5 separate regions of the Homo sapiens genome follow, and all the other regions are linked to region 1. Evidence: chromatin contacts called from ENCODE Hi-C or POLR2A ChIA-PET data. All regions are on one chromosome and are shown on one strand. The core of a region is the stretch at or near the end of the contact, and the rest is flanking DNA. Distances in the headings are between cores, read along the strand shown.

Region 1 (2,806 bases), core at 215-2,714:
TCCTTGCTGAGCTTTCCAAAAACAAATCCTAAATATCATGACTTTTCACCCTTCTCTTTCAGTATGTAAAAAATAAAGGTATTTCTTATATAACTATGAGACCATTATTACACTTACTAAAATTAACACTAACTCCTTTAGAATGTCTAATATCCGGTCTGTATTCAGATTGCCCCCAACTGTCTCCCAAATGTCTTTTTGCAGTTGGTTTGTTTAAATCAGGAACCAGACGAGATCCATAAATTGCATTTCTTCATGTTTTTTACGTCTCTTGATGCTGAATAGTTCCTTTCCCTTTTTAAGCCACTGACTTGACTGAAGAATGGTTAAATTTCCAATGGAGTATTAAATCTTAATATAAAGTATTACATTTAAATTTAAATCCTTAAATATCACCAGACCATAATGAAGTAAACCAGGTAAAGATAAGGCCATTTTCAGGTTGAGTAATAAAGGAAAGTTCCAGAAAAGAGAAAACAGTCTCTTGATTTCTAATTCTCTCCCAAAAGACACAAAATGGAGATCTGTAAGTATGGGACAGTCTCACTAGTGCTTACGACACTGTCTGCGAAACACAAGGCCATCTATAAATATTTGTGGGCTTACTAAAGGCACCATGAATCCTAGAAACTGAGGATGAAAGCACGAGAGTCCTGTGAGCAGGAGGGCAGAAAGAAACACTTCTAAACTTCTGTCTACCTCTGCTTAGAATGTCCACTCATTCCCCCATGGAAATCCCACTCATGCTTCAAAGTCTAACTAACCTTCCCTTCTTTGCAAAAACTTTTCCAATTAACGACAGTCATATTCAGCATCAGATCCTCCTATTAACGTGTTCTGAAAGCACCATGTAAACTTCTCTGCCGAGTATTTACCACAATTTGTAATCGGACATGTTTTTGTGCTTATTTTATTGTCTGCATCTTCCACTCCACCGTATCCCCAGCTCCTAGCAAACTGCCTGGCACGGAAGGGGCGTTCAATTTCACATGCGTTACTGAATACAGTTACTAGTAAAGGTAAATAAATCCATATAAAAAGCCTTCCTTTTCACTGATTGGGAGTTTCTGAGAAATGCGGTAGACGTTCTAGAACTATCCAAAAATCAGGGAGCGGAGCTCCGGGCCAACGGGAAAATATCTGAGGTCTGTGGGGCTAGCTCCCGCAGGCCTATCGCGAGTCCCGAGGTGACCCAGGGGGACTGCTTGGGGCGGCGGGGGCGGGGTTCTGCTTCTCTCAGAAACGGGGCCTCCGCTAGGGCCGGGCCCCGAAAGCCACGTAGGGCTTCGCCGACGTCGCCGACTGCGGAGAGACCTAGCGTTGCTTTACCTGGTCAGTTCTAGTAGCCAGGGATTTATCGGCCAGAATACTCTCCTTCAACTCTTCCAGCTTCCCGCTGTAGGCCAGGTTGCAGACCATTAGGTTAGACACACACCCCTCCATTTCGCTGTCCCAGCAACTACTTGTCGCGCGAGCAACGCCCGCCTCACGTCGCCGGCTCCGGCTACGCCAGTCAAAACAGCCGTTAGAGCTTCACCAATCACCGGCCTTCCTCGTTCCCTTTTCTTTTCCCGTCGCGCGGCGCCTCTGGGAGTTGCAGTTTGAGAGCAGTTCCGGGCAGGGAGGCGCCTTTGCTGCCCTCACAGACTTGGCCCCTAGCAGTGCAGAACTACAAGTCCCAGGGATCCTAGCGACCGTCCGTCCGTAGTCAAGTTGCCGGTGGAATTGGCCCAGGATGACAGCTGGAGAATGGAGTCAGGTACGGGGAGCGGCTTTGAGTGGAACCGTGTGAAAGAGCCGGGGTGGGTAGTCGCTGGCGGGTCGTTGAGTCGGCCATATGAAACAGGTTCGGGGGCAGGGCAAGAGTTATGAGAGCCTAAAGGTCCTGTCCCCCGGGGTTCCTGACCTGCAGTGGCAGGCGGAAGGGACAAGGGTTGGAGCTGAGTACTACCTACTGAGCTCGAACCGGTGACTGTGGCTACCCTCCCCCTCCCTGCCACCGCCTAGGGAGTGGAAAGAAGTGGGGGTTAATTACTCTGACATCTCGGCGGTGTGGCATCAGGACAGGGTTCTACCACAGCAGTGATAGCATATGGCACCGTACTGAGGTGATGTGCCAGGGTGATGCCAAAGGCAGGGTGTGATGCCGTGGGAGCCACCTGATATCTAAGAGACCTCGGTGAGTCCATAGCCTGGTGACATCACAGCTTGATGAGGGTCATCTTAAGGATACCGGGCTGTGGTGTTGGCATTTTAATATCACGATATTAACTATGTTGTCAAGGCTTTGCTACAACTATTAAGCTAATAGTGTTTCTTTTTATAGAAATCCCAAATAGTGCCATAGCAGAAGCAATGCAAGACTGATCCTTTATAGGGCATATCCAGAGGACATTATGCCACAACTAGGTAACGATAAGAATACATTCAAGAAAGAGACTCATGATGTTTATGTTTATCCTGTTATAGTGTAGAACAGGAGTTGGGAAACTTTCTGTAAAGAGCCAGATAGTAAATATTTTAGGCTTTGTAGGCCAAAAGGCAAAATCAAGAATATTTTGTTGGTACTTTTATGACAAAAGAGAAAACAAATTTCAACAAATTTTTATTGATGAAATTCAAAATATAATAGTAATTGAGTACTTTTTTTGTAATACAGGAAGACTACCAATGAGAAGAATAGAATTCTTTTTAGGGGATAATATTTTGCTTAATTGGGGCTCAGAATTAGTGTTCCCTATTGTCAAAATTGATTTTAAGTGTTCATCTGTTAATGCTGATCTGTTAGGAAATTTTTACCTATTTA
Region 2 (2,704 bases), core at 68-2,567, 390 kb before region 1:
CCCCTCCCTCTGCAGGTAGCATGATATTTCTACCTGATACTCACTGTAAGGACATGTAGAGCTTATGGAAGTAAAACTCACAAAAGTGTGGCACCTCCCTTCTCCCCACCATAACTGGTTACCCCTGGAGTTTTTAACTCTCAGGCTTGTTCACACTGAGCCTCCAGGAATTTGTCAATTAAAATTCAAATTTTCTCCCTGGCACTGGTTCCCACAGAGATTTCTGTTCTTGAAAGTTGTGATTCTCTATATCAGCTTTTCTCTCTAATTTTTGAGGTAGCAGTTCGCCCTGTGATTCCACTTCTCTGACAGATCTAAGAAGAGTTGTTAATCTTTCAGTTTGTTCAGCTTTTTACTTGTTGTTGGGATGGAGTGGCAACTGCTAACCTCCTTACATGCTGGGCCTGAAACCAGAAGTCTCTCTGTTTTTGGTTTTGTTTTGTTTTGTTTATTCACTTTGTCTCCCTAACTATACTATAAACTCTGCAGGAAGAGGAACCTTGTTTGTCTTATTCATCCTATAAACTCAGTGTCTAGTGCTGTGCCTGGCACATGGTAGGTGCTTAATATATGTTCAGAGAAAAGAGGAAGATACTGAGAGTCAGAAGACCTGGACTGTGATCTCACGCGAGTTCCTTCCTCTCTCCCAGCCTCAGTTTCCTTACTATCTGATGTTATTCTTGTTTGTTTCTCTATTGTCTGTCTGCCTCCCTCCACTAGAATGTAACCTCCATGAGATTGGGAACCTCATCTGTCAAAGACCCTGCCATATAATAGGTTCTCTATAAATATTTGTTGAATGAACAAATGAATGACTGAATGACTTAATCTACAAAAGGAAGGGATTGACTTTGATAATTTGATGGCAGGGATTTCTGGTAACTTTCCCCTTCCCTACTCAAATGGGTTACCTGTCTGGGCTAGTTTTAAGTACTCCTAAGAGAGATTAATGCCTTTCTGGGAGAGGAACTCAAATAGATTACATGGATTAGAATGATCGGAAGTATATGGAAAATCAACTTGTCAAACTTTGGAACTCAGCAGCTTTTCTTCGTGTTATCCAGGAGAGCACAGGCTGTGCTCCAACATGTGTGTGTGACAACAATTTGAATCTCAGTGTTCAGCCCTTTGAAACCACATAGACTTATGTAATGTGACCCAATTCCTTGGTTTTGCAAAGAAGGGGGGTGTACAACTGGGAGAAGAGAATGCAGTTATTTACCAGTTTCTTCCTAAGAGCAAAAAACAGAATGTTCAGCATTTGTGGGAGGGGCAAGAGTTGTGTTCTGCCTGAGTAATTCTTGCTCACTGGATGGGCAGGATCAGGTGACAAACGTCCATATCTCTGCCTGGCACCAGCATGAGCCCTGCCCAGAGGCAGGAAAAAAATGTTTTAAGTCCTAGTTTCCCCAGCGGTTTGTAACAATGCCCTGGTGTCCCATTTCACAGGCTCAACGGGGGAGATTGAAGGTAATCAAGCTATAGGACCTTCAAAAACAACTCGAAGTAGAAGAGTTCAATTGGTAGCCCCCAAGACCAAAGGAGTTCTAAAGGGCCCCTTGCCTTTTGCTAAAGGCAAACAACAACAACAGCAACAACAACAACAACAACAAAACATATGCTTTGACCTTCTTCAGAGCAGACACTGCCAAGATGATATTGATGCCTTTGGAGGGAGAAGGAGAAAGAACTTATGGGGAATGATTTGGCCCTCAGTGATACTCAGCTGTCTATGTCATTCTCTATAAGGTTAGCAACTGCTCTTCAGCAAGGTTGAAGACTGTTGAAATGGATCCTGTAATCCTACATTTGAGGAAATGGGTGTTACTGAATAATTTTTACCCACAAAAAAAATCTTTTAGCTTTGCAAAAAGCTACATTCCCATAAAAAATAATTCCCTCAAATTAACATCTTCTCAACACAGCCTGTCTGTCCTGAATGTGAGACTGCAGGGTGGAAGAAAGTGTGATTGGTGGGAAGTGGTTTACCTCCCACCCAGTTCCAGTCCCACCCGCCCTCTCCCAGTTCCAAGATTTGAAGATTCTGTGCTGATGTTCCTTTTATAGCCATTAAAAACTAAGAGGATCTTTTCTAGAATTTTGACTTTGGATATCAGGGCCGCAGATTTTGACCTGAGGCTGCCTATTTTAAGGATCACTATCCCCTTTGCCTCCATAAAGACATTTAAGAGCATAGTCTGGGCTCCCAGTTTCTGCAATTTCTTTAGTAAGAGGCCTCTCGGGTCATTTCCTGAGATCCCCCTTGCCTGGGCCATTCTGGCAAAACAGCTCTGCAGCAGCAGGGACACTCCCCCAACCCTCAGGGATGTGCTCTTTTCACTGTGTTCCCAAAGCATATGGCCACACCTGTCAGCCAGCTCTGACCTGCTTGAGTAGGCATAACCCTCTGTGTAGAAGTCAGTGGTCACAGAGCCTGAGAAGCTCTTTCCTGTGCTCTCTTCCTCATTTCTTCTTCTCCCTCCTTTTCATCTCTCAATATATCCAAACACCTGAAGAAGAAACTGCTGGTTGCCTACTCCAATGTCTGTTCTTCACTTCCTTAATAACAGAAACTTGAATCTGTTTGGGGCTAGCAATGTACTCAGTTCAAGAAAGCCCTTCTTTTAGTTAGGAGTGGGCAGACTAGATTCTGGCTAATGAGCTATAAGCAGAAGTGTTGTGCAGTATGTCTGGGAAGCTTTCT
Region 3 (2,793 bases), core at 170-2,669, 440 kb before region 1:
TCACTTTAGCCCAGGCTGGAGTGCAGTGGTGCAACCTCGGCTCGCTGCAACCTCCGCCTCCCAGGTTCAAGTGATTCTCGTGCCTCAGCCTTCTAAGAAGCTGGGATTACAGGTGCCCGCCGCCACACCTGGCTAATTTTTGTATTTTTAGTAGAGATGGGGATTCACCATGTTGGTCAGGCTCGTCTTGAACTCCTGACCTCAAGTGATCCACCTGCCTCAGCCTCCCAAAGTGCTGGGATTACAGGCGTGAGCCACCGTGCCCGTCCTATAAAGTTATTTTTTAAAATAAGTGTTCAGTTCTAGGAGCCAGGAAATAAATAAATAAAATAGTGTGTGGGTGCGGTGGCTCACACCTGTAATCCCAGCACTTTGGGAGGCTGAGGCAGGAATGAGCCTGAGACTCAGAAACCTGCCCATGTGGGTGTGGCTCCTCCTTCCCTAGTCCTCACTGCTCATGGGCTACTGTATGCCCACTCCTTGGTCTACTGTCCCCCCACCCCGTGCCCTAAGGAAAACCAGAGACTCTCCACTGACAGTCAGACTTCTCTCCCCATCCTTCCCCTTTCCTGAGCTTTTCTTCCCCAATATATTCATTCCTCCAATAGCTCAGCTGCCAACTATAAAAAATAAGGGGAAGCTCATTTTGAAGCAAAAATAGCTGAAACTGTACAGGGTGACAATAGGCCTTATTCCCTCAGCCCCATTGTGTTTTTTGTTGTTGTTTTCTGACTGGCTCAAGATTTTATCTTCTTAGCCAAGTCCCCACCCCTCCCCCCTCTGGCGTGTCCACTAACTGCTGCGGCTGGGTTCTTGTTGCTTCACCCATAGAGTTGCCATGAGCTCACTCATGGTGTGGCTCTGATTCAGGGTTTGAATATAAAACAAAACAGGCCAGCCAGGTCTGACCAATCCATTCCTCCTGGGTAATATGCTGAGCAGAGATTTTCCCGCTTGTAAGCAGCCTGGAGCCACACAGCCCAATTTTAGTCATCGCCCTCAAAGTTCTTGGGGTAGAGCCTCTAATGATAACAATGGGCGGGGACTTTGTGGTGTGGGAGGGGCTGCAGTGAGGCAGAGAAGGAGCACGGTGACGGGCGGGCTTCCCTGGCTAAAGCCTCATCCCAGCTTTCCCTAGGACTGGCTGCACAGCTGCCTCCTGGCTGAGGACACCCCCTCCCCCTCCACGCGCACACACTCGCTTCCTTTCCTGCCGCCGCCACCTGGTTCACAGGGCCTGTCACTGCTGTCCATCTGCCACTAGGGGGCGCCTAGCAGAGAGGATGGAGGGAAGGGGCACCCAGGGCAACAGGACTGGGGGCTCCAGCAGTGGAAGGAGTGGCAGCAGTGGAAGGAGTGGCACCTGTCGGTCCTCCTGGCCCCCTCTTCCCCTGTATGTCCTCCGCAACCACGGGACAACACCGTGCCCAGTCCACACTCATTCAGCAGACAGGAATGTGTGCACGCCCTAAGGGCATAGCTCAGTGCATTTTCACACACCAAGCACTGTGCTAGACGCTAGGAATGCAGAAGCGGCCTAACGTGGTCCTTGACGCTGAGATGCACTTGATGTAGAGGAAGAAACAGATAGGGAAATGGGTAATTACAATGTGGTGTGATAAGTACTATGATGAGGGAAGAACAAAATGCTATGGGAGTGTGGGGGTTGCGGGGGGGCACCCAAGCCAGCCTTGGGAGTCAGGAAAGACTTCCTGGAGAAAAATACTTTGACTTTTGAAGTAGTTGACTGGAAGTTGGCCAAAGAGCGAGTGAAGAGAAGGGTGTTTCAGGCAGGCAGAATAGCACGTTTACCTGGACACCCCAAAGGAAGTGGCGTGTGTGTGTGTGTGGGTGTGTGTGTGTGTGGGGGGGGGGTGTGTGTGTGTGTATTTTCGGGTAGGATGAAGAGCTGTGATGAGGGGTGGGCTGGTGAGACTAGATCATAAGGGACTGTATAAGGAGAGTGTACATATGTCTATTGTCCCTGCATACTTATTACCAGCAACCCCCTTCACTCTCAAAAGGGTCCTGATTTTGGTAGTAAATTATACAGGAACCCTAATTGTAAGACACACTAGGGAGTTTGAATTTTATCCTAGGAGTGAAGAGGAGCCATTGAGCATTTTAAACAGGGCATCAACAGGATGAGATTTTGATTTTAAAATAGACTGGCAGTAATGTGAAGAATGGGTTGGGAAGGGGCAAATGTAGAGGAAGGAGTTTGGTTAGGAAGCTGTGCGTTGCCCAAGTGGGAGAGGAAGGTGGCTGAGGTGAGAAAAGTGCTGGTGGGACAGAAGAACAATTTACAATATATTTTGGAGGAAAATTCAACAGAAGTTGGTGATATTTCAATGTAGGGATTGGAAGAGAGGGAGGAGTCAAGGACAACTTACATTTTTCTGGCCTGAGTGACTGATGGATGCTGGTACTGAGCAGCACAGGAGATGAGGCTGAAGTTTAGGAACTGCTAAGTTTAAGGTGCCTGAGGGACCTCACCAGGAGGACTGAACAGGCAGCCATTGTAGCTAGTAGAGGTTTTGATCATCAATACATTTTTGCCCAAATGCCATCTTCAGATAGTCAAGAAGCTGAAGCAACGGGGCTGTAAACTAGGCCAGCCTTAAATATCCTGGGTGTTTGTCTTAAGAGGACAAGGACACAGTGGGAGAGGTTATGGAATGGAAGGAAAGCTAGGGAACAGTGAAGAAATTAAGTGTATTAAATGCAGAAGATATAAATTTGGGTTATGAGATATCTAAAGGAGAAAAATAGAAGCCAACAAAGAAGGCTCTA
Region 4 (2,707 bases), core at 111-2,610, 360 kb before region 1:
CTGTGAAAATCAAACATACTTGGGAAACCCAAACATAGTTTAATTGAGTAAGTGGCCGCTAATGACCTGGAAGCAAGGCTCAACCACTTAAACAAAAGGGATAATTCACCCATGTGTGTGCTCCTGGTTCTCCACTAATGCTAGGACTTTGGTCAGTTTCCATCTTTAGCTAAAGGCGCTGGGTCAGTTGGGAATAGGTCACCCACAGTGAGCAGTAGAGGGTGATAAAGCCCAGGAGCAGGGTGGCCAAGTCTCAGCTGGCACCAATATCAAAGAGGGATTTAGGGCTAGCAGGCCTGACGCTCTGAGTGAGTGGCAGCCATACAGCTGGAATGATGGGAGTGGGGGGAGGACAAAAACCATCTGGACTAAAAATACTCACTAAGATAAAGGAAATTCTCACCATTAATGTCACCCTTGGGTTTGAAGTCTTGAGGTGCCCTGTTAAAATGGAAAATCTTTCTCAGAAGGGGAATTGTTTAGTTTTTCTCAGGGAAGGGATGTGATGACCTGCCTCAGCTTGGTCAGAATAGTGGGAGGGGCTTCTGGGAGAAGCAACCCAGGCTGGCTAAGTATAGACTGGTGGGGTGCTGCCTAGGGTGGGGCCTCACAATGGGTCCTGGTTATCTGGTGGCCTTGGGATTTCAGGGGACAGGCAAATGTGGCCAAATATTGAAGACTCGCTGGCAAGAAACCAAACTGCCTCTGAGTGGGCAGCTTTAAGAGGAGTAGAGTTTAGGGCAAAGGAGATTGTTTTCTCCTTCTGTTCTTGGTAAATGAAAGCAAGCTGTTATGAAGATGTCGTGAGGAGCAGCAAGGCTGCCTTGGGCATATTGGGGATGTTAATCTTCAGTGCTCCCTGCCTGGGAGACCCCGTTTGCTTGCTCATCAAAACATCCTCCCTGGGTGCATCCTCCCCCAGCTCTACTGCCTCATTTATACGGTGGCATAGCTGAGAAATTAACCCCCAGAAGAGTCTGTGGCTGCTGGGGTTGATGGATTCTCCTTCCCTGGGGTAATTTCTTTTTACCAAGAGCCTGCTGCGAACCCAAAGGAATGAGTCTAGTGGGAGAAATTCCAGGCAGAAGGGCAGGACGCTGGAGGAGCTTTCTTTGACCATTTTCTGCTACTTTCTGCTGGCAGTGGCCTTCTCTGCCTGTGAACTAGGCAGCCCTGGCAGCAGAAACAATACTGACACTAGAGCTGGCGAGGGAAGCCCTTGCCCCTCATCACCACTCCTTTTTGCCCTTGTAAAATTCTGGAAAAACCTCAGCCCTGGAGCTCCCTCTAGTTTGACCAGGTGATAGCCAACTCCCTGACACCAGGCAGAGCTGGGCCGACAGAGGGAGGCAGGGGAGTGGGGCTGGGCATCCCCCTCTCCACCCCCGGGGCCCTGTTGTGAGGTGTTGACAGCTGGGAGAGGACCTGAAACCAGTTAGCCTGGGGCTCCCAGCCAGCAGTGTATTTTCATCTTGTTTTGACTGGGACCGTCCTCCCCTGTGTAAACACATCCATGTCAGGGGGAAGAAAATGTAGAACAGCTTAAAATAAGTGGGCGGAATGCCTCCCACTCATGAATCACCAGTGCAGGGAATGCCCCGCAGGTGGGCCTTGCTTTAAGCAAACCTGACATTATGAAAATTTTAACTTAACAAGAGGGCAGGGATGGACAGCTGTTAGGACTTGACCTACCTCTGGGAGATCTCAAAGCCTCATTGGGTCCAAATAATATCAGCAGCTCCCATGTACTGATTGCTTAGTGGGCACTGCGCTAAAGACATTAGATAACGTTAATTTTTTGAATCTTGTCAACGCTGTTAGGAGTTGGGTATTACCTTATCATTAGACCCATTTTGTGGATGAGGAAACTGAGGCTCAGAGAGGTTAAATAACTTGCCTGGGATTACACAGCAAGCAAATGGCAGAGATCAGATGAAACTCCCTGGTGTGTGATTTTAAAGCACTGGGCTGCCTCTAGCTGGAGTTGTGCTTTGTTTTGAGGAGGGCTCCAGGCCCAGCTGCACTCCAGGCAGCAACTGGAACCTGCACTAGTGTTCCTTCCCACTGAACTCCCTTCATACAGCTGCAGAGGAATTTGAAAAGGGTCCTTATCAGGGTCATGGTGGGGAAGGCCTTTGGTGGGGCCTGTTTCTTTCAATTGACTAAAGGATTCCCAAGGCAATTAATTCCCTGGAAGAGTAAGCCCCCCCGGAATGCCAGGATGGGATGGGTCATCTCCATTTCAATTCAGGGACTAGCAGATTGTTTATGGGCAGCTGCTTGACCATTCTCAGGACAGGCCACTCAGTAACTGCAAATAAGTACAAACTACCAGACACCAGGCTGGGGAGGGGACAAAAGACCAGTATAATCCAGTATAAGCAAAAACCAAATGTAAACACATATTTTGAAACAAAATGTCACCAATCACGGTCTGTGCAGGGCTGGCCCCCAGGGTAAACTGTGAAGTAGGAGTCTGTCTTCAGAACCTTCCTGCTTCCTTTTCGGGTACCTTCCTCCTGCCTGTTCCTTTATGCCACCTGTGCCCTCCTGCTGCCTGGAGTTTCATGGGGCCCATAGCTTCAGGGGTGCAGTAGGGGACCTGCCTTCCTTAGCAATGCCCGCTTTAAGAGAGACTCCCAGTCTCCTTCACAAAAATCAAATGTAAATGGCCTTCGGGCCAGCCCTAAAAGACAAATCGAAGAAA
Region 5 (2,700 bases), core at 36-2,535, 310 kb before region 1:
GTGCAAGGAGAGCGGTTGCCTCTGCAGAGAGTCAGAGAGTGCCAGGCACACATTAGGAGTACCCAATAAATGCCGTAAGCAAAACTCAGAGAAGCACGCTCAAACTCTCCTCAGTTTCTGTCTCTTTCTGCTTACTTAACGATATCGTCACCTCCTTTCCCCAGCTCGCTGTGTCCTCTCTTCCCTGAACCCCTCAGAGGCAGTCTCTGTCCCGGTTTCCCTCTGCCCCTTCGCCGTCTCTCCTCAGTCCTCCCCTTCCTTCTCTCTGCTCTTCTGCTTCCACTCATTCCACTATTTCCCTTATTTTTTCTCTTTTCTTTACCCATTTCCTCTACTTTCTCCCCCATTTCCATTCTTTTACCTTTCTTTCCTTATTTCTTTTCTCCTTTTCTCTATTTCCTCATTTCCCCTTTCTCCCCTTTCCTCTTTTCTCTCATTTTTCTCTCCCCTACCCCCGCCATTTCCCTTATTTTCCCCTCATTTCTTACTTCAGCACCCCCTCTTTTTCCTCACTTCACTTACCTTCTCCTATTTCTCCAAATTTGTTGTCCTTCTCCTTTTCTGAACCTTACCTGCCACCTTAGTTGATCTCCGTCTGTCGTTACCCTTTCAATAGATGTAGCGATTGCATGTTCACAGGCCTGAGGGGCGTGCCCCAGCTCTGTAAGATGGAGGGATGTTCTGGGTGGGCAAGTGGTGGGTTTCCAGGGTTTCTCAGGACTCAGAGACTTGGAATACTTTAAATGTGTAGGATTAAATAACGATTAGTGTCTGAAAAAACTAAACTTTTCATGACGTTCAGTTTTCACGTAAAACTGACTTACATTTCAGTCAGTACTCCCCACCCCCGCATCGGCTCCTTCATTCACAAGTCTGGCCTTTGAAATAGAGCAGCATATACTGCCATCTAGTGTCCAAGACGTTGAACGTTCTCTGCCTGCGTCACAGAAGCTCGGAGAGGCACCAGAGGTACCTCCTGGTGGAATCCACAGTGCGTTGGTTCCAAGAGTAGCAGGGAAGAAGTGTAGGAGGCGGAGCTGCTACACTAAGAGAGTTCTGTGGCCAAGCTAATAGGCAGGAACACGCTCCTACACTAAGAGAGCTCCAGCTAATAGGCAGGAACACCAATTAGGGCCAGAGCCGCCCTTTTTTCTAGTGGAGCTTCACTTGGCCTGAGTCCCTGCGGATTGGACTTCCATAGATTTGAAACTTCCTCCGGGTACCACAAGCATCAGGCCTGTGATTAAGAGCAAAGAGCGGCCAACTATTGTAACTCTTATTCCCAAGGCCCTGTGGGTCCTATATGTGCCCTGCAACTTGGGGAAAATGGAGGTGGGGTTGTGGTCTCTATGCTGTAGCAGCCGGAAAGCCAAAAACAAGCCGTACTTCTCGCTCTTGACAGGATCCCAAGGTCAGAGGTGAAAGAGGTGCTGGGGGTCACTGACCATACCTGCAAAACTGAGAGTATGGTCCTTTCGTTCTAACAGACTGCTGAGGAGTCTCTATTTCTCCTCTCAAAAGCAAACCCTTTAGATGTATTAATTTCCCTTTTTCTTCTTCTTCGCTTTTTTTTTTTTTAAATGTTCTTGGGTAAAAGCCAGAGGAGGTAGTAGAATATGAAATTTCATCTGCATTGTGTAGACTTATAGTCTACTAAATTGTTTTGTAATTACAGTGTTTATGTTTTTTCCTCTTGTTTATAATTATTTCATGTTAAACGTTATAGCAAAATATATTAGACCCATAAATGTTTATTTAAGTTGTGTTTTGTGAACTGCTGGGACTTTTGTTTCTATATTTGCCTGAGTCCTTTTATCTTTGTGCATAACCTTGGGATGAGGCCCTGGTAGAAGTATTTCCTTCTTGGCATTTGGCACCATTAAACTCAAGATTCTGTCCCCTTGACATTTCCCTTGTTGTAGTCCTTGCTCTCAAGCAGTATTGTTAATAATTCAGTACAGCTTTCCATACTATATCCAGGTTGATCAAGAGTAAATATAATTGAGATATAAAAAAACTACATAGTTCAGAGATAGAGTTCAGGAGCTGGTATGTATTTGCATACAAGTCCAGCTTGTATTGACATATTGCACACCTCCTCAGGAGAAGGCTGACTGGGCAGGGCCACCTTGGCTCCCTTCTGTGAAGCCTTGCTTTGCTGACATATATTGCGTTGGATGGAGAGACTCCAAGCAGCAAAACGTTTTGCATAAACTAAGAAAGCGGAGGGGGGCCCCCACTTCCAGACAGAGCTGGTAGCTTTCTGGGTGGAGCAGAAAGAGGGTATAAGGGGCATCTCTTTCTTGGATGAACTCATTCAACAGTCACTGTGTGCTTGTCCTGTGTCAGGTATAGTGTAAGTGGGGATTCAGAGGTAAACAAAACAGGACAAACTCCCAAAGACTTCATGGTCTAGCTGCAGAAACAGAGCTGCAGACAGACAAAAACAGTACAAATACTAAGTGGTAATGGAGGCCTGGTGTGTGTAGGGGGAATAGGGGGTGGCATGTCTTGGGTGTGGAGGAGGGGTTAGCTCTGGCAGAAGAGAAGGACAATCTAGGTAGAGAGACTAGAGAGACTAGTGAACAGAGGCTTGGGGCTGAGAACAGTGTGTATGCTGATATCCGGGTGTGGATTACAAAGCAGTTCAGTGTTACTGGAGAATAAAATGTGAGACATGGAAGCTGGTATAGTTATAGA

Evidence for each region. Hi-C counts contacts between places; a loop is a spot of excess contacts on that map. ChIA-PET counts read pairs that join two places held with the same protein, here RNA polymerase II (POLR2A). Pooled maps may share reads with other maps.
Region 2: a loop to region 1 is called in a pooled map, with 4 times the contacts of the local background. The contact joins the enhancer-like site here to the promoter of PSMD10 in region 1. A Hi-C loop is called at or near these places in 1 of 168 maps with a recorded cell type or tissue (chondrocyte), 6 of 37 single-sample maps with no recorded cell type and 14 of 50 pooled maps. POLR2A ChIA-PET finds 5 or more read pairs at or near these places in 4 of 52 experiments (CD4-positive, alpha-beta T cell, GM10248, MCF 10A and 1 more).
Region 3: a map of gastrocnemius medialis shows a loop between it and region 1 (8-fold over the local background). The contact joins the enhancer-like site here to the promoter of PSMD10 in region 1. A Hi-C loop is called at or near these places in 1 of 168 maps with a recorded cell type or tissue (gastrocnemius medialis) and 8 of 50 pooled maps. POLR2A ChIA-PET finds 5 or more read pairs at or near these places in 1 of 52 experiments (BJ).
Region 4: a pooled map shows a loop between it and region 1 (4-fold over the local background). The contact joins the enhancer-like site here to the promoter of PSMD10 in region 1. A Hi-C loop is called at or near these places in 1 of 168 maps with a recorded cell type or tissue (chondrocyte), 6 of 37 single-sample maps with no recorded cell type and 16 of 50 pooled maps. POLR2A ChIA-PET finds 5 or more read pairs at or near these places in 5 of 52 experiments (CD4-positive, alpha-beta T cell, GM10248, MCF 10A and 2 more).
Region 5: a map of CD8-positive, alpha-beta T cell shows a loop between it and region 1 (5-fold over the local background). The contact joins the promoter of NCBP2L here to the promoter of PSMD10 in region 1. A Hi-C loop is called at or near these places in 3 of 168 maps with a recorded cell type or tissue (CD8-positive, alpha-beta T cell and naive thymus-derived CD4-positive, alpha-beta T cell) and 9 of 50 pooled maps.

Annotation. Positions count from the first base shown.
Region 1 is chrX:108,090,078-108,092,883 of GRCh38, forward strand. PSMD10 (proteasome 26S subunit, non-ATPase 10) reads right to left here and starts at 1,465. Exons shown (of 5, transcript NM_002814.4): 1 at 1,330-1,465. The coding sequence starts at 1,443. ATG4A (autophagy related 4A cysteine peptidase) reads left to right here and starts at 1,701. Exons shown (of 13, transcript NM_052936.5): 1 at 1,701-1,759. The coding sequence starts at 1,750. RefSeq lists enhancers at 1,214-1,613, 1,664-1,903.
Region 2 is chrX:107,699,279-107,701,982 of GRCh38, forward strand. No RefSeq gene overlaps it. Among named protein-coding and RNA genes, the nearest start is that of PRPS1, 72 kb to the left of the region's middle. RefSeq lists an enhancer at 1,222-1,723. Within about 2 kb of position 1,318, at least 11 of the 41 ENCODE cell types and tissues checked have a DNase peak (open chromatin) inside an H3K27ac peak, as active enhancers do.
Region 3 is chrX:107,654,057-107,656,849 of GRCh38, forward strand. No RefSeq gene overlaps it. Among named protein-coding and RNA genes, the nearest start is that of PRPS1, 27 kb to the left of the region's middle. RefSeq lists an enhancer at 1,063-1,357. Within about 2 kb of position 1,420, at least 18 of the 41 ENCODE cell types and tissues checked have a DNase peak (open chromatin) inside an H3K27ac peak, as active enhancers do.
Region 4 is chrX:107,728,316-107,731,022 of GRCh38, forward strand. The region is part of intron 1 of TSC22D3 (TSC22 domain family member 3); the gene reads right to left. Among named protein-coding and RNA genes, the nearest start is that of TSC22D3, 46 kb to the right of the region's middle. Within about 2 kb of position 1,361, at least 14 of the 41 ENCODE cell types and tissues checked have a DNase peak (open chromatin) inside an H3K27ac peak, as active enhancers do.
Region 5 is chrX:107,776,448-107,779,147 of GRCh38, forward strand. It overlaps NCBP2L (nuclear cap binding protein subunit 2 like), which reads left to right and starts at 1,286. Exons shown (of 2, transcript NM_001348372.2): 1 at 1,286-1,411.